Regions from separate parts of the Homo sapiens genome. Here region 2 is linked to region 1. Evidence: chromatin loops called from intact Hi-C (ENCODE). Cell type or tissue: Caco-2. All regions are shown on one strand. Each heading gives the region's core, and the rest is flanking DNA. Links, peaks and the distances in the headings are about the cores only. Region 1 overlaps ITSN1 (intersectin 1). Region 2 overlaps ITSN1 (intersectin 1).

Region 1 (10,610 bases), core at 1,410-9,409:
GAGGCTGAGGTGGGTGGATCACCTGAGGTCAGGAATTCAAGACCAGCGTGACCAACATGGTGGAACCCTGTCTCTATTAAAAATACAAAAATTAGCTGGGTGTTGCGGCATGTCCCTGTAGTCCCAGCTACTCGGGAGGCTGAGACAGGAGAACTGCTTGAACCCGGGAGGCAGAGGTTGCAGTGAGCCAAGATCATGCTACTGCACTCCAGCCTGGGCGACTAAGTGAGAGTCTGTCTCAAAATAAATAAATAAATAAATAAAACAATGACAATAGTAATAAATTATTTTATTCTCAAGTGGCTCAACAAACTATAAAATATATATATGTATTTTACCCTAGATTGAGCTGAGAGGTAGAACTAGAAAATACTTAAGTAAACTTGATCAAGATCATATACTGGTAACTTCTCCTATGTTCTGATATCCTTCATGGTTTAGCCTCATCAAAATCATTTACTGAGAACATCAATGTGGTGAGGAAAGACAGGGAGAAGTCTGGGGGGAAGAGTGATGGGCTGCCTGGCAGAGTATTAGGTCAGAAATCCTGGCAGGTTTAACAGTAGCAGGTTACTTAACGACTGTAAAACTTTCTCAGCAGTAAGGTCACAACCTCCTGAAACTAAATCAGCAATAGCTCCACAACTGAAATTCTGATGGCAGAATGGAATAAGAGAAAATGAATTAAATGGTACAGGAAAAATTATTGACCCCAGGTTTGAGAGAAAAAGGAGAAATGGGGTGCCTCTAGTCATTTGACCTTTTCTCCACTATGAGATTTCTTCTTGTAGCATTGGAAGAAAGCCAAAAGAAAACCAAATACCGTTGTTTTTTGTTTTTGTTTTTTAAGACAGGGTATCACTTTGTCACCCAGGCTGGGGTGCAGTAGTGTGATCTTGGCTCACTGCAGGCTTGACCTCTTGTGCTCAAGTGATCCTCTTGTCTCAGCTTCCCAAGTGGCTGGGACTATAGGCACCCACCACTATGCCTGGTTAATTTTTAAATTTTCAGTAGCAACGAGGCCTTGTTATGTTGCCAGGCTGGTCTCCAACACCTGGGACCAAGCAATCCTCCTGCTTTGGCCTCCCAAAGCATTAGGATTACAGGCATGAGCCACTGTGTTCGACCCCAAACACCCTTGAATTATTTTAACGCCTGGGTCCTGACCAAAGATTGGCTACAGAGATCTTCAGGGATTCAGAGCAAGTTCCACTTAAATTAGCTGGTTAACTAAAGGCTAAACATTGTGAGCACACACTGGACAAGACAAACAACGGCCCCAGTCATGTGGAGGCTGCTGCAGTGTTCACTTCTGCTCTTCCTCGCCTTTGCTCATATATGGATTTTTCTTTCTTTTCTTGGACCACTATCCTATTTGCCTAAAAATCTTCCAAAACCTTTCCCCTTACAAAAACCAGCCTTGTGGCTAAAACTTACTAAAAGAAAGGCAATACATTGTTTTTAATAGGAAACCTAGTAAGTAAAACCAGAGTATTTCTGTATCTTAGCTTATCATTAATTATATCAGAGACACCCTGAATTACTGTTGACTGCCCCCTCCGAAATCTATTTCACTTTATCACCTATCATCAGCTATCTGAGGATGAAGAGATGAAAAGAAACTCTAGCCACAATTTTCATGTTTTGTTTTAAACTGTTAAAGAACCTCCCCATGAATCAGATGTTAGATTTTATTACTGTGATCTTCAAATTAACCTAAAGTCTAGAATGAGAACAGAAATCAGAACTACTGATCTCAGTCAACTAATTAATCAATTAGCTTATAAGAAAAATACCTGGTTGAAAGATAATTTTTTATGGAATCACGTTTGTTTTGAGACGAAGTCTTGCTCTGTCGCACAGGCTGGAGTACAGTGGCACAATTTTGGCTCACTGCAGCCACTGCCTCCCAGGTTCTCCTGCCTCAGCCTCTCCGAGTAGCTGGGATTACAGGTGCGCACCACCACACCTGGCTAATTTTTTATATTTTCAGTAGAGATGGGATTTCGCCATGTTGACCAGGCTGGTCTCGAACTCCTGACCTCAGGTGATCCACCTGCCTCAGCCTCCCAAAGTGCTGGGATTAGAGGTGTAAGCCACCATGCCCGGCTGGAATTAGGTTTTTAATCAGGATAACAATGTTTATTTTTTCTCTATTCCATTTTGTTCTAAGAAAGAATTTAATGTGGCCAAGTGACTCAGTACTGTGATTCAAAATATATATATTTCTAGATGCCATAATCCAAAGGAATTGTTTATGCACAAGGAGAAACAGACATTATGGAAACCGAAAATCAAAAGGAAGTATGCAACAACCTGAAGGATAATGGAAGAGAAAAAAAAAAAAAAACCCAGAAGCTGCAGCAGCGGACTGTAAGTTTCTTCCTTTTCCCCTGACTGGCGGCCTGCATCTCTGCTTTCATTTTGATTACTTTACATCCCAGGGTTCAAATGTGAACATGCTCCTTCTTCTCCCCAGCACTATCTTCCTGCAGGGGGCCATCATTTTTCAGACAGAATTACCTCCTAGAATTTCATAATGTTATAAACCGAGAGGGAAAAAAAGGAAAACATTTATTTTTAAAATATACAAGAAAATACAGAAACCAATTCATTTTCAGACTTACCAAATGCTGGTGCGCTAGAAATAGCAACTGGTTGCTGTTTCATGACAGGGGGAAGTGCAGAGGGTAGCTGATATCCTTGTAGCTTCAGTTTGATAAGTTTCATAGCTATGGAAAACTCCACTTGATCCATTCTTCCATCATTATTCATGTCAGCTAGTGCCCTGCAAACCAACAGCATGGCCTGAGAACAACTGTGACCATAAAAGAACCTTTCCAAAACCACCACTCCCACCAACACGAAAACAAAATAATTAGCACTCTTACCCCTAGAGACAACAACAGAAAACATAACTGTTTACCAAACTATGGGGAATAGCCTGTAAATACTGGCCAAGTTTTATATAAACATAAAATATCTTTCACTCTGCCACTTTAGCAGGTAATTTTCAGCCTCAGTGTGAGGATTTGTACTTTAGACATCAAAAGGGGTTTCTTTCTGAAGTGATGAAAACATTCTAAAATTAGCTAATAGTGACTGTCGCACAACTCTGTGAATAAACTAAAACCAATGAATTAGATACTTTAAACGAGTAAATTTTATTATGTGAATTCTTTCACAATAAAGCTATTAGAAAAGAAAAAGATTTAGAAGCGGAATGTTAATATTGCTAGAGATACTTAGATTGCATTCTTTGTAGAGCTCTACAAACCTCAATGTGGGAACATGACACAGTATGCTATGCTACCTACTTATGCTATGCTAGGGTTACTCAACTATAATGCTACTAAACCTCTAAAGCTCTTGAAACTAACTTTTCTTTAGAATCATGCCCCATATCACTCAACAATTTTGTAAGTTAGCTTACAAAATGTGTCTGCTATTTGAAAATGGTACTCAAATATACACGGTCCAAGTGCAAACTGTAATGAGCTTTAATGTAAAGTATTTTCTCAAAGAAGAGTAAGCAAAAGGAATCGCTTCTCGGCCTTTTGGCTAAGATCAAGTAAGCAAAAGTTTGTCCTTGTAACTGGAAACTACATTATATCATCAAAACTGTGCATATTCATGACTTAACCTCTTCTGCATAAAAAAGTTTTATTCAGATTTTATTTCTTTTAATCCAGATATTAAAAGCATGAGGATTTTTTTAAACCAATATTATGAAAAATGTATTTGAAAGATCTAAATAAGACAGTTCAATTAAAATACCATGATCTTTTAGACTGAGCCATATCCGGACAGTGTTCACAAAAGAAAATTAAGTTACACAGAAAACAATTCTGCATAGCTGGAATTAACTCAAAGAAAGAAAACATGTAACACAATAAAAAGTATGGCATAAGACAAAGATAAAAAAATCTCTAAAAGTGATCAAGATTGTAAAAGTTGGCACATTTTAGAAAATAAGGATCATAACGCAGGAAACAAAGCTCTGTGGTTGCAGAAACCTTTTTGCCTCAGATAGGAGTTCCCCATTCTCCTGTAGTCATGGGCCCTTCAGCAAAGAATTCAGAATCTGAATTCTTCTCACTACTTGTGAACCTGAGCATCATTTTTCTGTATTTCGTGGCCATTTGGATTTGCACTTCTATGAACTGCTTATTCAAATCCTTTGCCAAATTTTCTATATATTGCATGTCTTTTGTTGTTAGTTTATAAGAGCTCATAGTGTATCACAAATTAACTGTTTATCTGCTGACTGCTGAAAGACTTTTAAAAATTCATTATTTGTTGATTTATGTATATGTACGGCATAAAAATTCTAAATTTTTGTATATAAAATATTTCTTTTATCATATGATTAGAAGGTTGTTAGTCCTTGATTTTCTAACATTGTATTATTTTATTTCATTTCAATCCTTAAACCAATAATTATGGGTAGGGGTGGGGGAGTTATTCCAGGGTCCAATCACATTTCTTCTACATGGATTCCTAGCTTTCCCAGTAATATTTATTAATCAATCCCTCTTCTTCTCACTGAACTAATATACATTTTTATCATGTATCAAATGTTCATATGAAGTGAGAACTATTTCTGGACTATCTGTTCTGACTGAACAATTTCCAGGTCAATATTACAATGATTTGATCACACTGGCTCTCTGGTATATTGTGATCCGGGAAGGTCTGGGAAGGTTTTTTTTCCCCCTTGGTTATTCATGGGTGTCTATTTTCCTATGAACATTTAGATTATTTTATCTGTTATACAAACAACCCTACTGGGATCCAAAAACTGCCTTAGAAGGGGATTTTTGGAGAATTGATTAAACCACAATTGCTTTTGCACCAATAGTTTACCCAACCAAAGAAAAGACAATCTTTCCGGTTGTTCAAATATACTATTTCCTTTAATAAAATTGTATCACTTTTTTCATATAATATGCTTTTCTTGCTAAATGTATTCTGAAGAATTTTATCATTTTTGCCAGATTTTAGATGAAACATTCCCCCCATTTCCATTTTTAGGTGCTTATTTCAAGCACAGAGAACATTTTTTATTTTAAAAAATTATTTAGGCTGTATTTAGCTATCCTACCAGACTCCTACAAGTTCTTATTAATGTTTTAAAACTAAAATCTCTTGGGTGTACTAAGTATACAATCACATAACTAGAAAAAAATGAGCATTATCTTTCTTTTCCAATATTTAGGCCAATCTTTTTTATTGGTCTTACTGCCTTCTAAGACATTACTGAATGCGTTCTTGCTCAGTTCTGAGTTTAAATGAAACAGTAGATTTACTAGAGCTAATAGTTTAATAGAGTTCATTGTTTAGAATGACAGTTGGTAGTGATTTCTGGAAAGTAATGTAAACTGAAAACAAAATTTTGAGCCCCCCACCATCTGAATGGACCCCTCATCTCAGCCAAGGGCATTTCAAAATTAACCTGAAAAACTAGTTCAAGCCAAGATGGGAAGAGGAAGTCAGACATGCCTCATTATACCCTCCTCCCTTTTGGAATTCAGGCCCAGCTGACCAGCATTAGCATCAACACAGGCCTTAAGACTGATAAAGGAGGCTCTTAAAGTCTGATAAGAAATATTTACCATCTATTTTCTCTGAAGTCTACTACCGGGAGGCTTCACCCGCATGACAAAACTTTGTTCTCCAAAACCACTTATGATAACCCACACATTCCCTTCTATTGATTCCAGCTCTTTGGATAATAACTCTTTCAATGAAATGCCAATTAAAAACTCTTGAATCCACGTATGACCTGGAAGCCTCTGCTTCCAGTTGTCCCATTGTTCCAGACCGAAATAGTGTACATTTTACATATATTGATTGATGTCTTATGTCTCCCTAAAATGTATAAAACCATGTTATATACCAACCACCTTGGGCAAATGGTCTCAGGATCTCCTGAGGGCTGTGTCACAGGCCATTGGTGACTCATATTCGGCTTGGAATAAACCTTTTCAAATATTTTACAGAGTTTGACTCTTTTCATGGATAGTAGTCTCACATATTTAAGTAGTTTCCTTTCTACTTATTAGAAATGGTTACTGTATTTTTCATCGGGTGCCTAATCTGTAATTACCAATCCGATCACAAGTTTTCTTCTTCCTTTTATCTGCTGAAATAATGACTAATGTTGATAGAATTTTTCGACTCTGAACCAATCTTGCACCTCTGGCATAAAGTTGGTCATTGTGTATTCTTTTCATACATTGTGAAATTCTATTTGCTAAGATTTTGACTTTTTTGGATCTATGCTCATAAATGAAACTGGCTTCTGGTTGCTTTATTTTTGTACTACCTTTCAGGTTTTATAAAGGAAACTAAGTAAATAAAATGAAATGGTGAACTTCCTTCTTTTGCTAAGTAGTTTTTTAAAAGATACGCAACTATTTAAAACGGTTTGGTGGGGAAGAGTTCCCATTAATAAAAATCAACATCAACATGCACACTAAAACCAATCAATCAGTCAGGCAGGTGCCCACTCCCTGTTCCCCACACCACTGCCCAGTATGGTCTCTGGTGAGAAACAGGAATATCCAGTGTGGGATAATGAGTAGGTTAGGGGAGAAGACTTTAGGTAATGGCTTAATTAGACTCTAAAGGTGTCCTACAGAAGTGTTTTCATGGGTGAGGAGAAGAAACTTAACCATGAGGTTCTAGGGACTTGACTTTAAACCACATACGACAATCCCAACATTTAGTTGAAAATGTCGTGATACTCAAAAAACGCTTTTCTCAATAAACATAACTGTGGGGAATCCCTGGTAATGAAAATTCTAAGAAATTTATGGAAATATGGTAGTTACGGCTGGGCGCGGTGGCTCATGCCTCTAATCCCAGCACTTTGGGAGGCCGAGGCAGGTGGATCACCTGAGGTCAGGAGTTCGAGACCAGTCTGACCAACAAGGTGAAACCCTGTCTCTACTAAAAACACAAAAATTGGCTGGGCACGCGGGCGCCTGTAGTCCCAGCTATTTGGGAGACTGAGGCATGAGAATTGCTTGAACCTGGGAGACGGAGGTTGCAGTGACCTAAGATAGCACCTCCAGCCTGGGTGACGGAGCAAGACTCCATCTCAAACAAAAACAAAAACAAAAAAACAGGCTGGGCACGGTGGCTCACGCCTGTAATCCCAGCACTTTGGGAGGCCGAGAAGGGTGGATCATGAGGTCAGGAGTTCAAGACCAGCCTGGCCAAGATGGTGAAACCCCATCTCTACTAAAAATACAAAAAATTAGCTGGGCATGGTGGCACGTGCCTGTAATCCCAGCTACTCAGGAGGCTGAGGCAGAGAGTTGCTTAAACCTAGGAGATGGAGGTTGCAGTGAGCCGAGATCACGTCACTGCACTCCAGCCTGGGTGACAGAGCAAGACTCTGTCTCCAGAAAAAAAAAAAAAAAAAAAAAAAAAAAAGAACAGAGAGCATTTATAGCAGGTTACCTTAATGTAAGGAGGAAAGGAAGTAATTTAAATATGAATACATACACGTTATATACATTATGTACCTGCTTTTTTCCAACAAAAATAAATGAAGGATAACAGGAAACTAATACAATGGGTGGAAACAGGGTAAAGGGATAGAAGAGGGAGTGACCTTGTCTGAGCACACCTTTTTGTTAGTTTCGGTTTTTAGAACCTTTTTAATCTGTTATGTATTTAAATAATAAAATTAAGTCCACAAAGATGAGGAGGCATATCTAAATTAAATAAAAATGAAAATAAACCTAATCATATTATAAATAACTAACATATCCACGTAAGAGGTAGAAAAAAAAGCCTAGTCCAAGTAACTTCACATAGTACTTTATATGTCCTCTGTTTAAAAACAAAAGGAACTACAAAGTAATCTTGAAATCTACTGTGAAAGGAAAATAAAAACGCAGGACTTCAATTCACTATGCAAAAGGTAGAAAAGTAAGCTGAAAGCTGAGTCCCTGAAAGCTGAGTCCCTTTGTTCCTAAGCAGGGAGCTACAAATAAAAGGTCAAACACCTCTACAGGCTACTTTATGTTCCATTTTATCTTATGTAAAGTGCCGACTTACTGAGCACTTTACTGATTTACTATTACCTAACTGACTATTCCCCTGCCTGCTCCTTTTCTCTGGCAATATATGGATTACCATATCCTCCCTCTTTGCCCTCCAGCCTACCTGTTCCCTTTAAATACTGAAGCCATCAAAATCATCGTTGGAGAAAAGCACAGTTTCTGTGATTCTGTGCTTATTTCCTCCCGGCATGTCCTTAACTTTAGCAAAATAAACTCCTAAAATGATTGAGACCTCTTGTCTCAGATACTTTTTGGTTTACACTACTTACTAGGTTCTTTTTTTTTTTTTTATTTGTTTGTTTGTTTGAGACAGGGTCTCACTCTGTTGCCCAGGCTGGAGTACAGTGGCACAATCATAGCGCAATGCAGGCTTGAATCCTCAGCTCAAGTGATCCTCCCACCCCATCCTCTGAGTAGCTGAGACTACAGGCATGTGCCACCATACCTGGATAATTTTTTTTTTAAAGTAGAGACGGGGTCTCACTATGTTGCCCAGGCAGGTCTCAAACTCCTGGGCTCAAGTGATCCTCCTGCCTCGACCTCCCAAAGTGCTGAGATTACAGGCATGAGCCACTGCACTGGGCCTAAATTTGTTGTTTGTAGTGGAGGTGAATGTAACAATTCTGAAACTACTTTGTGTGTGTTACAGGATGAAGGGATGAGGCCAGGCTCCTCTTGTCCCACCTCATTCCCTGCAGTGTTGGCACCTACAGATTCCTTTAGGAGCCCAGTTCATCCACAAAGCCTGGCCTCAGGCTGCTCATCTCTCACCTGCTGCCCCTTGGGCTGGAGGTGAGACCCAGCAGCAGTGCAGACTAATCCAGTCATTCATTCTCATTCATTCAAAAACCAATTATGGGGCAGGGGGGAGTGGGGGGCTGGGCATCTATCTGGAAATTGGGGTTATATCTATGAAAAAGACACAGTTCCTAGCACCACAGAGCTTATATTTTAGTGCAAGCAGAACTAACAAGAGAACAAACCAGATTATTTTACATGGTGATAAGTGCTACCAAGGTAAAGGGAAAGAGGTGGGCAGAGGGGACCACTTTACACTAGCTGGTCAGGGAATGCCACTTTGGGGAGGTGACATATGAACTGAAACCTGAAAGGCAATGAACCTGCGATGTGAGGAACTAGAGCAACTGAATTATAGGAAGAGGAAACACTAAGTACAATGACCCTGAGGCAAGGAGAAACCTGGCCCATTTAAAGAACAGGAAGAAGGCTGGGCAGGGTGGCTCAAGCCTGTAATCCCAGCACTTTGGGAGGCCGAGGCAGGCGGATCACAATGTCAGGAGATCCAGACCATCCTGCCCAACATGGTGAAACCCTGCTACTAAAAATACAAAAATTAGCTGGGCATAGTGGCGCGCGCCTGTAGTCCCAGCTACTCGGGAGGCTGAGGCAGGAGAATCACTTGAAGCTGTGAGGCAGAGGTTGCAGTGAGCTGAGATCGCACCACTGCACTCCTCAAAAGATTATTCCTGGCCGGGTGCGGTGGCTCATGCCTATAATCCCAGCACTTTGAGAGGCCGAGGCAGGTGGATCATCTGAGGTCAGGAGTTCGAGCCCAGCCTGGCTGACATGGTGAAACCCCGTCTCTACTAAAAATACAAAAATTAGCCAGGCATGGTAGTGTGCACCTGTAATCCCAGTTAGTCAAGGTGCTGATGCAGAAGAATCACTTAGACCCGGGAGACAGAGGTTGCAGTGAGCCCAGATTGCGCCACTGCCCAGCTTGGGCGACAGAGTGAGACTTTGTCTCAAAAAAAAAAAAAAAAAATTCCAGCTGCTGTTTGGAGACTAGACTCTAAAGGGGCAAGTGTGAAAGAGAGAACCCAGTCCAGATGCTCGAACAGTGGGCCCAGGTGAGATGACAGGTTAGGATGGTAGCAGTAGGAAAGAAGTGGCCAGATTGGGGATAAAGTCCGTAAATGCAATTACGTTGATGGACTGGGTATGCAGGGTGAAGAAAAGAGGGAAATCAAGCACGGTGCCCAGGTGTTGGTTTGGGCAGCCAGGTAACTAAGATGTCATCTTAGTTCAACGCCATGAGCTACTGGATGGTAAAGACTCAGGAATGAGGGATGGAGGAGAGGGGATCAAGAGTCCAGGGTGCTTATTCTTTTTTTTTTTTTTTTTTGTATGAGTTTAGCAAATTGATCTTGTTGGGGCTGAAGGCCCTTCTGACACATACTCAGGAGTGTCTTAAGAAAGTACAAACTATGACTATATGGCTGTTTGCCCTGACACCCATTCTGAACCAGATCACAAAGTTGATCTAATCCTTGCCTTCATGTGTCTGGCTCCCTTCTTTCCTCTCAGGGCCCATTTCCAGGTAGTGCTCCCTCACTCCCTCTTTTCTCTCCATTTCTGCTGGCCCTCCGTCTCAGATTCCAGAGCCCTCATCCAGCCTCTTCACCCCGTCTCTTCTTCCTTCCTGTACCTTCTGGCTCTTGTCTATTCCCACTGCTTTATTCTCCTCCCCTCCACATCATAGCAAAGTTGAAAAAATTCTAAGCACTTCAA
Region 2 (10,610 bases), core at 1,669-9,668, 76 kb after region 1:
GCTAAAGTGACAAAAGAACATTCTATGGTGAGATCCAGATGGAAGAGAAATAGAAGAGGAAAAGGGGAAGGTCAACAGGGATACAGCATAATGCACTCTAAACTGTGAGTGAAGGTTTAGATTTTATCCTACAAGGCAGCAATTCTCTTGTGGTCTGTGGATCCCTGGGAGTCCTAAGACCCTTTCATGGGGGTTCAGATGGTCAAAATTCTTACGTGTATTAGTTCATTTTCACCGAGACTGGGTAATTTATAAAGAAAAAGAGGTTTAATGGACTCACAGTTACAGGTGGCTGGGGAGGCCTCATAATCATGGTGGAAGGCAAAAGGTATGTCTCACATGGCGGTCACAAGAGAGAAATGAGAGCCAAATGAAAGGGGAAACCCCTTAGAAAACCATCAGATCTCCTAAGACTCACTCACTACCACAAGAACAGTATGGGGGAACTGCCCCCATGATTCAGTTATCTCCCATCAGGTCCCTCCCATAACGCATGGGAATTATGGGAGCTACATTTCAAGATGAGATTTGGGTGGGGACACAGCCAAACCATATCATCATGATGGTACTCAGGCAAGACCTGCTCTTTTCACTGTGATTTTATTTACACTGATACAAAAACAATGGTGGGTAAAACTGCTCCCACCTTAGCAGTGGCACCAAACTGTACCAGTGTGGTCACTGGATTCTTCACTGCCAAACACTCACATAAAAAAAAAAAAGTCAGTTTTACAACAGGATGTCTTTGATGAATCATGAAAAATTATTACTTTATTAAATCTCAGCCCTTGAGTACACATGCTTAATGCTTGTATGACTAGATACTCAAAGCATTTATGTGCTACACCAAACAACAATGTCCAAGAAAATCACTGTGCAATCATTTGAGTTGTGAGCTAAACTAGCCATTTTTTTTTTACAGGAACTCGATTTTTATTTGGCAAAACAACAACCAAAAAAAACTATGATTATTCAGATTTGGGTATCTGGCACAGTTTCTCAAAAATAAAGCAAGCCTGATGCTGCAAGAAAAACAACTGACAGTACTTGCTGTTCATGATAAAATTTGAATTTGGGGTGAAAATTAGAATTTTGGAAAACTTGTATCTGCCATTATGAGCTAGACTGCTTCTCAACATTTAAAGAATTTTCTAATAAGATGGGTGGTGATAACAAACACGATTTTGTGATATTGTTTAATGAAATGTGTCAACATTTGTAAGATTTACATAACTCAGTGACCCAGTATTTTCCAAATGACCAATACATGATGTTGTATGTATTGGTCAAATCAAACAGGGGTAAAATAGCCATTCAAAGTATAGGATGGATCAACAGATTTTATTGTAACAGAGGATAAAAAGTTCACTTATATGACTTCAGATTCTACACTGCAACCAATCCTTAAGAAACTACCCAGTGTCAAGTTTTGGTACAGTATCACAAAATAACCACAATTTTCTGGAAATGCCACTAAAAGACTCCTGTTCTTTCCAACTACATATCTGTATAAGGCCAGATTTTCTTCAACTATTTCAACCAAAACAACGTTTCACAACAAACTGACTACAGGAGCAGTTATGGAATTCAGCCATCTTTTTATTCAGTGAGGCATGAAAGAGATCTGCAAAAAATGTAAAACAAGGCCACTTTTCACTAAATTTTTTTGTTTTGTGAACAGTTTTCATAAAAATGTTATTTATGTTAACATGTAATAGGTTTATTACAGCTATTTTAAGTGTAAATTTCTTGGTTTTAATTTCTAATCTGGCAGACAATGATAAGACAAAAATCCACATGAAGAAAAGTTCCTTGGGGACCTCAATCACTTAAGAGGACACAAGGGTTTTGATACCAAAAGGCTTGAGGTCCACCACCTTAGGAGATAAAAGCACGGGGAAAGATCTTATTGTGGGAGCAGCACATAACAAAGATTATTTTGGCAACATGTGAGTGTAAAATGAAGTGGAACAGAGAAGCCAGACGAGTCAGGAAGCAGCAACCATTAAGAGCAAAGTAGTAAAGTGAAAAAATATATAAAGGCCTGGACTAAGACCAGAGCAGTGGGGCTAGAAAGGGTGAATTCAAACGACCTTTCAGAGGCTGAATTGACAGAATCAAGCCACCGACTTCAGCATCAGATAGAATCCAGGCTGGGTGCAGTGGCTCACACCTCTAATCCCAGCACTTTGGGAGGCTGAGGTGGGAGGGCTGCTTGAGCCTAGGAGTTTGAGACCAGTGAGATCCCATCTCTACAAAAATTTTTTTTTAAATTAGCCAGGTGTGGTGGTGTACAACTGTGGTCCTAGCCACTCGGGAGGCTGAGGTGAGAGGATTGCCTGAGCCTGGGAGGTTGAGGCTGCAGTTAGCCATGATCAATGATCATCTCACTGCACTCCAGCCTGGGTGACACAGCAAGATTTTATCTCAAAAAAAAAAAAAAAAAAAAAAAAAGTACAGGCTGCTGACTTAGTCCATGAATAGCTTACAAAGCTAAATTATAATTGCTTGTTCACCTATCTAGCTTAAGGGCAGGTACTAAGTCTATACTGTGTATAGACACAGTATTCAAAAATACTATAGGCAGACTGAGTTCTAAAAAATGTTCTCCAACACTAACTGGGTGTCCTACCATTCATTTCAATTCTGACACTACCGGAGTTAGTGCAGACTCCCCAAATCAAGGGCTTGGTCCCATAAGACTTCCCCACTTCAGATGCCAGCCTCAAGTCTTGCACTTCTGCCAGGCTGACTACAAATTTAGGGGTTCCCCTAACTCCACTTCAAGTTAAGTAATTGACTAGAACAACTCACCGAACATGGAAAAGCTCTGTGCAACTCAGGAACAGCCAAATGGAAGAGACTCACTGCACAAAGCATGGGGGAGAGGAAGTACAGAGCTTCCATGCCCTCTCCTCCTCTGTGCAATATAGGCACTCACCTTTCTGCACATCATGGGTTCACCAACCCAGCTCTCCGAACCTCACAGTTCCAGGGCTTTCGTTTGCAATTTCATTGCATAGGCATGATTAAGTAGATCACTGACCACGTGACTGAACTCAATTTCCAGTCCCTCTCTCTTCCCTGGAGCTGGTGGTGGCGGAGGGCTGAAAGTTCCAACCCTCCAATCCTGCAGTTTCCTGACTGCTTCCTCCGGACCACCCCCAATTCTGAGGGTGTCCAGCCCCTCATCCCCAGGAGCCAGTTCATTAGCATGAACTCAGATAAGATCCAAAAGGACTCATTATGAATAAGAAGACACTCCCACCACTCAGGAAATTCCAAAGATTTTGGAAGCTATGTGCTAGGAATCAGGAACAAAATGATATAAAATTATACCACAGACTATCTGACACACAGTAAGTAATCAATAAATAACTGCTGAAACAATGAACAAAAGGATAGATAATAGTATCATTCACCAAGATGGGATATACAGACAGAGGAAGAGGTTGGTCAGAAGAAAGGTGGCAGGTGAGCAATGCTCTAGATGTATTGAAGTTTTAAGCGCCCAATGGATCCAGTAGGTACAGTCATGCAGCCAGTAACATTTGAGTCAATGATGAACTGCACATACAATCGTGGTCCCGTAAGATTGTAACAGCATATTTTTACCGTGCCTTTTCTATGTTTAGATATGTCTCGATACACAAATACCACTGTAAATACTTGTGTTACAGCTGCCTACAGTATTCAGTATAGTAACAGGCTGTAGGGGTTTGTAACCAAGGAGCAAAATAGGCTATACATATAACCTAGGTGTATAGTAGGCTATACCACCTCGGTTTGTATAAGTAGTTGACCCTTGAATAACATGAGTTTTAACTGTGTGGGTCCACTCATATTCAGATTTTCTTCTACCTTTGTCACCCCTGAGACAGTAAGACCAACCCTTCTTCCTCCTCCTCAGCCTACTCAACGTGAAGACAATGAGGATGAAGAATGTTATGATGACCCACTTCCACTTAATGAATAGTAAATATATTTTATCTTCCTTATAATTTTCTTAATACTATTTTCCTTTCTCTAGTTTATTGTAAGAATAGAATATATCATACATATAGCATACAAAGTATGCGTTCATGGACTATGTTATCAGTAAGGCTTCTGGTCAACAATAGGTCATTAGTAGTTACGTTTTGGGGGAGTCAAAAAGGTTATATGATTTTTTTTAAAAACAGAATCTGGCTCTGTCGCTCAGGCTGGAGTGCACTGGCACAACCACAGGTCACTGTAACCTCAAATTCCTGGGCTCAAGCAATCCTCCTGCCTCAGCCTCCCTAGTAGCTGGGACTACAAGAGTACACCACCATGCCCAGCTGATTTTTAAAATTTTTGTAGAGATGGGAGTCTCACTTTGTTGCTTGGATGGTCTCAAACTCCTGGTCTCGAGCAACCTTCTCACTTTGGCCTCCCAAAGTGCTGGGATTACAGGCAAGGGCCACGGAGCCCTGCTTATATGTGGATTTGCCTGTGTTGGGGACCAACACCCCTAATCCCTCCCTTGTTCAAAGGTCAACCATACACTTTATGATGTTTGCACAAAGACAAAATCACCTATCAGAACATCATCATTACACGATGCAGGGTTAGAAAAAAAGACACCGCTCCAGGTACAGACAGATAAATACAGTGAAAATGACTGCCGTGGAAGACCAGTGAAATGTCAAAAGAGGGTATGAAAAGCCCTGGCGACAGCAACATTTTAAGGATAAGAAGCCCTCAAAGGGAATTGGGAAGTCCTAAATGTAACAGAGCAACAGGGCAAGGAAATAGCTGAAATGACCCATGCTGAGGTCACAGCTGCTTATGGAAAGAAATGAAACTAAGAGGAAACTGACAATCAGAGATAAAAGGAGAAGGTCAAGAAAGCTTCTGCAGAAAACCAAATACCGCATGTTCTCACTTACAAGTAGGAACTAAACACTGGGTACACACTGACACAAAATTAAGAACAATAAACACTGGGGATTCCAAAACGGGGGCAGGGGTTGAAAACCTACCTATCTGGTGCTATGTTCACTACTTGGGCAACTGGTTCATTAGAAGCCCAAACCTCAGCATCATGCAATAAACCTACATAGCAAACCTGTGCATGTACCCTCTGAATCTAAAAATTAAAATAAAAAAATTAAAAAAGGCCGGACATGGTGGCTCACGCCTGTAATCCCAGCACTTTGGGAGGCTGAGGCAGGTGGATCACCTGAGGTCAGGAGTTCGTGACCAGCCTGGCCAACATGGTAAAACCCCGTCTCTACTAAAAATGCTAAAAATGCAAAAAATTAGCCAGGCGTGGTGGCAGGCGCCTGTAATCCCATCTACTTGGGAAGCTGAGGCAGGAGAATTGCTTGAACCTGGTAGGCGGAGGTTGCAGTGAGCCGAGATCGCACGATTGCGCTCCAGCCTGGGCGATAGAGTGAGACTCTGCCAAATAAATAAATAAACAAATAAATAAATAAATAAAACAAGTGGCACGCCACAGACCTGATCTACCTACTCCGGGGGCTGAGGTGGGGGGACCGTTTGAACCCTGGAGGTAGAGGTTGCAGTGAGCCAAGATTGCACCACTGCACTCTCCAGCCTGGGTGACAGAGTGAGACTCCGTCTCAAAAAAAAAGCTTGTTTCAGTGGCTACACACTTGAACAGAATTCAAACTCACCCCCTATACAGATGCACACAACACTGTACACTGTGAATGTCTGTAGTATTGGTTTTTGCATGAGGTCAACATTTTATATGTATGTGAAAGGAAATGACACCACTGAAATACTACAACATTTAAAAGTAACTTCAATTATTAATTATTAATTTGTATGACACTGATCATACACTGAGTAAAGGCCATCTGTTTTGCCTGCCTAGCGTTTTTTTCTCCTCTTGACAGATCCTACTTCTCTTTAATGCTTTCTGTTAATTCCACGAGTTTAGGTACTGGTCTCACCAACTGGGGGAAAAGGTAGACCCAAGGCCCAGGAGAGCCAATGAGAGTACACGTTTCCCTTGGTCATATGATGGGTTCAGACACACGATCATGCCAGGCCAATCAGAATCCTTGGACTTGACAGGTATGTGAGTCACTACATTTCAATGCTGTGCTTCTTCCACTTGGAAATGAAAAAGCTCATACAAATACAATTATGAATAAAGAAAACTGTGGCAATAAAGCAACCTTCCTTTTTCTTCCTTCTCTCTCCTACAATCCTCTTTTTTCTCTCCCTATCACTTTTTCCACCTCCCCACCCAACTGCATTTAGATAGTGGACTACTTAAACTTATCACTGAGTTTTTTTTAAGTTAAGGATTCCTGATACATGACATCACCACGACACAGAAAGCTAATCTAAGAACTAAGCCCAGCCCCAGGTAAACTATTCTGTGATTCAACTTCTTGGTATTTCGACAGTACACTTTAGAGTCTTGTTTCAAGGCCCTTCGCAGTGGCTCACGCCTGTAATTCCAGCACTTTGGGAGGTCAAAGCAGGCAGATCACTTTGGGTCAGGCGTTCAAGACCAGCCTAGCCAACATGGCGAAACCCCATCTCTACTAAAAATACCAAAAAAAAAAAAAAAAAAAATTAGCCAGGCATGGTGGTGCCTGTAATCCTACCCACTCTGGGGGCTGAGGTGGGGGGATTGTTTGAACCCAGGAGGTAGAGATTGCAGTGAGCCAAGATTGCACCGCTGCACACTCCAGCCTGGGTGACAGAGTAAGACTCTGCCTCAAACAAAAAAAAAATCTTGTTTCAGTGGCTACACACTTGAACAGAATTCAGACTCACCCCCTATACAGATGCACATAATACTGTACACTGTGAATGTCCCTAGTATTGGTTTTTGCAGGAGGTCAACATTTTATATGGATGTGAAAGGAAATGACACCACTGAAATTCTGCAACATTTAAAAGTAACTTCAAAATTTCTTCCTTCCTGTTTTCCCTCAGCTAGAGATCTACACCGGTTTAAAACAGGTCCGAGCCAGAGTCCGCATTTGTAAAATGGCCTTTCCAATCAAATTGTGATTGCCTGAATTAGATTAAATTTTGGTACTTCCATGTTTCTTGCTATCCTTAACTGTTGATGTTATTATATGGAGAAAATAATAACAAATTCACAACGTCCCTAGACATAGTGAAAAAAAAAAAGAGACAAGGTAGTATCATAAAAAGAATATTGTGGTAAGAATGAGAAGAATGTTTAGTTCACAGTAACAGAAACTCCAGCTACCTAAATCAAGGGGAAGGAGGTAACCTTAAGAACTCAAGAACGAGAATGCAGCTGGACCAAGAACAGACTGGAAGAGAGTGGCTTAATGCTGTCAGAGAGTCAGGTAGTGTTCTCTCTGCTTCTCTTTAGACAGTTACTTTATTCTCCCCATCCATAAATCATCTTTCTTAGTCCCCAGACAGCAGAACATAACTGCTTATAACTCCCAATCCTTTACTTAGGGTCCTTGAGCATATTAAGGCCAAATCCTTCTCTATTGAGCCTAGTTTCAAATTTCCAGGGAAGAAACGAACACTGATTGGGCCAGGTTGGTCAGGTGCCCAACCCGAGTTCAATGTATTATGTCTTTTGTGTAGAGAAGGAGGTAGGAAGAAATTGGATGTGTAGGTTGAAGGGCACTTAGGGGATCTGTGTTGGGTCAGATATACATTCCAAAGGTTCTCATCACACAGTCTCAGCTTTGTACCTTGTCTCATAATCAAAATACGGAACTAATAACTAACGTTGATTCTAGACTCTTGCTAAGAGTCTAGAGTATAACAGAACTTAAGATAATTAAAGTGAATTTAAAAAATCAAAGGCCAGGTGCAGCGGTTCATGCCCGTAAGCCCAGCACTTGGGGAGGCTGAGGCGAGAGGTCCACTTGAGTCCAGAAGTTCATGACCAGCCTAGGCAACACAGCGAGATCGTCTCTCCAAAAAAAAAAAAAAAAAAATTAGCCAGGTGTGGTGGTGCGTGGCTGTGGCTGTAGTCAAAGCTACTTGGGAGGCTGAGGTGGGAGGATTCCTTGAACCTGGAAGGTTGGGGATACAGTGAATCATGGTCATGCCACTGCACTCAGCCTGGGTGACAGAGTGAGACAAAAGAGAGAAAGAAGAGACAAAGAGAGAAAGAAAGAGAAAGAGGAAGGAAAGAAGGAAGGAATTAAAGGGTAACAAGCATTCATCACTGTTTTAGAAGTTCCATGCCAATAAACAAATACAAGTTATGGTGGCTCATGCCTATAATCTCAGCACTTTGGGAGGCTGCGACAGGAGAACTGCTGGAACCCAGCAGTTCAAGACCATCCTGGGCGATATAACAAGACATCATCTCAAAAAAAAGAAAGACATTGGCCGGGCGCAGTGGCTCACGCCTGTAATTCCAGAACTGTGGGAGGCCGAGACGGGCGGATCACGAGGTCAGGAGATCGAGGCCATCTTGGCTAACACGGTGAAACCCCGTCTCTACTAAAAATACAAAAAATTAGCTGGGCGTGGTGGCTGATGCCTGTAGTCCCAGCTACTCGGGAGGCTGAGGCAGGAGAATGGCATGATCCCGGGAGGTGGAGCTTGCAGTGAGCTGAGATCGTGCCACTGCACTCCAGCCTGGGCAACAGAGCGAGACTCTGTCTCAAAAAAGAAAAAAAAGAAAGAAATACAAGTTAAAAATAAATTATAAATTCTAGGAATGAAAATGGTCCTTTATAAACATGATGGTCTGTATGAAAAACTCGAGAATTTTTAAAAAAGCATAGAAGTCTTAGAGGGCTGAGATTCTATCTTGGTTCAAGGCTACTCACCTAGAGCAATGCCAGGCATATACAGCGTGTACTCAAACATTCACTGAACAGCTAACTAAACTCAGAACTTCCCAATCACGGCTGGGTGCGGTGGCTCACGCCTGTAATCCCAGCACTTTGGGAGGCTGAGGAGGGCAGATCATCTGAAGTGAGGAGTTCGAGATCAGCCTGGCCAACATGGCGAAACCCCGTCTCCACTGAAAATATAAAAATTAGCTGGGCATGGTGGCACATGCCTGCAGTCCCAGCTACTCAGGAGGCTGAGGCAGGAGAATCACTTGAACCCGGGAGGCAGAGGTTGCAGTGAGCCAAGACTGTGCCACTGCGCTCCAGCCTGGGCAACAAAACACGACTCTGTCAAAAAAAAAAAAAAAAAGAACTTCCCAGTCACAGTACTTTAAGTGGATTATAGTTGTGCCAAAGATACTGATGCCCTCAGTTTTGGGGAACGATGCCTACAATTAGTACTAATTATTGCTACTAACACAGTACTAATATTATCTGGAATCACAAAGACTGAGAAGCATTGAATGCAAGACCAAAACATTGCTGGAACTTAGAGTTCCAGCAAGACAAGTTGGTTACCAAATAAATTTGTGTAAGGCCAATAGGCATTTAATAATCATTCACACTCATTGGTAATACAGAAAATAATGCAAGTTAAAACAAATAAAATTGGCTAAGATGTTTTTGGAGATGGTTTTACCCAGTCCTGGTAAGAGAACAGGAAACAAGTACCTTTTACATGATAGGGGGAATGCATCTGAGAGCGGTATGCTGCAAAGGCTTTACAAACAACTTTTGGTCCAAGAATTTTACCTATCTTTATTAAAAAGCAAAAAGACAAAGAATCTATAGGTCCAGCAATAAGTGACTGATTACATATATGACGATGTAGCAAAAAAGGCTGCAAATACAACACATTAAGTGAAAAACACAGGCTACAAAACTGTACGTACCTGAGGCTACAAACTGGCAAGGCAACGAAGACTGAATCCAGCCCTCAGGTATGCTTTGAACCCCAGTGTGTTAACAATAAAAAGTGTGGCCCACATAAAAATCAGAAGATTTCATATTAAACCCACATTCTCCTAAATAACTATAAGGTGTAGTAACACCAGGACGCATCCTCCCAGAACCACAAAGGTCTGGGTTGACTGGCCCTGGACCGTCCTGCCACCTTCAGTGCTCGTGGTCCCTAACAGGCCTTCAACTCTCCCGGGCTAAGTAGCTTCACACCAGGCACCTGCTGGGTAATTTGAGCATGTTGACCTTCACAGGGTATTAACAGTCATTATCACTGGATGGTAAGATCTTGGTAGGCTTTTAGTCTTCTTTCCTTATATATGTTTCCAAAAGTTTTCTTCAATAAACATGTATTCCTTTTGTAGTAGGAAAAAACATGTTATTTTTTAAATTACCAAATCACAACTGTAATATTAATCACTTCATCTACCAAGATCAAAACAACTAAAGATAACAGATAATGACTGTGGTTTAAAACTAATTGAACTAAGAATTAAAGTAAGGTTACGATTACTGCAGGATTTCCCTCCCTTTGATACTAATTAAAACTCCAGATTGGACAGACAACAGCAGCATTTTACAAAACAGATCTTCCTCAAAGAGAACAGCTTCTATAGACAATGCAAAAGCCTGCTATTTTAAGGATTCATTCCCATACATTTAAGATTTCTTTCACTAAAAAAAGGAAACAAAATCTCTCCTATAGAAACCTATATTCATAACCTCAATTAATTTGTTTATAAAGCTAAATAATTCTTGATCTTTGTCTTACACTGCTATTTCATTTGATCAATAGTA

The links. Peaks named below come from ENCODE experiments on the same cell type or tissue, not always from the same donor. Only the 100,000 strongest peaks of a DNase experiment are listed, where the experiment ranks them.
Region 2: it touches region 1 in a loop (2.1-fold over the local background); 5 of 110 quality-filtered maps call a loop at or near these places.

Annotation. Positions count from the first base shown.
Region 1 is chr21:33,727,222-33,737,831 of GRCh38, reverse strand. It overlaps ITSN1 (intersectin 1), which reads right to left. Exons shown (of 40, transcript NM_003024.3): 5 at 2,628-2,788. Among named protein-coding and RNA genes, the nearest start is that of ITSN1, 90 kb to the right of the region's middle. In Caco-2, for the core only: no CTCF peak of the experiment used is centred there; a DNase peak (open chromatin) is centred at 5,551.
Region 2 is chr21:33,651,550-33,662,159 of GRCh38, reverse strand. All of the region lies in intron 1 of ITSN1 (intersectin 1), which reads right to left. Among named protein-coding and RNA genes, the nearest start is that of ITSN1, 14 kb to the right of the region's middle. RefSeq lists an enhancer at 4,890-5,389. In Caco-2, for the core only: no CTCF peak of the experiment used is centred there; DNase peaks (open chromatin) are centred at 6,019 and 6,429.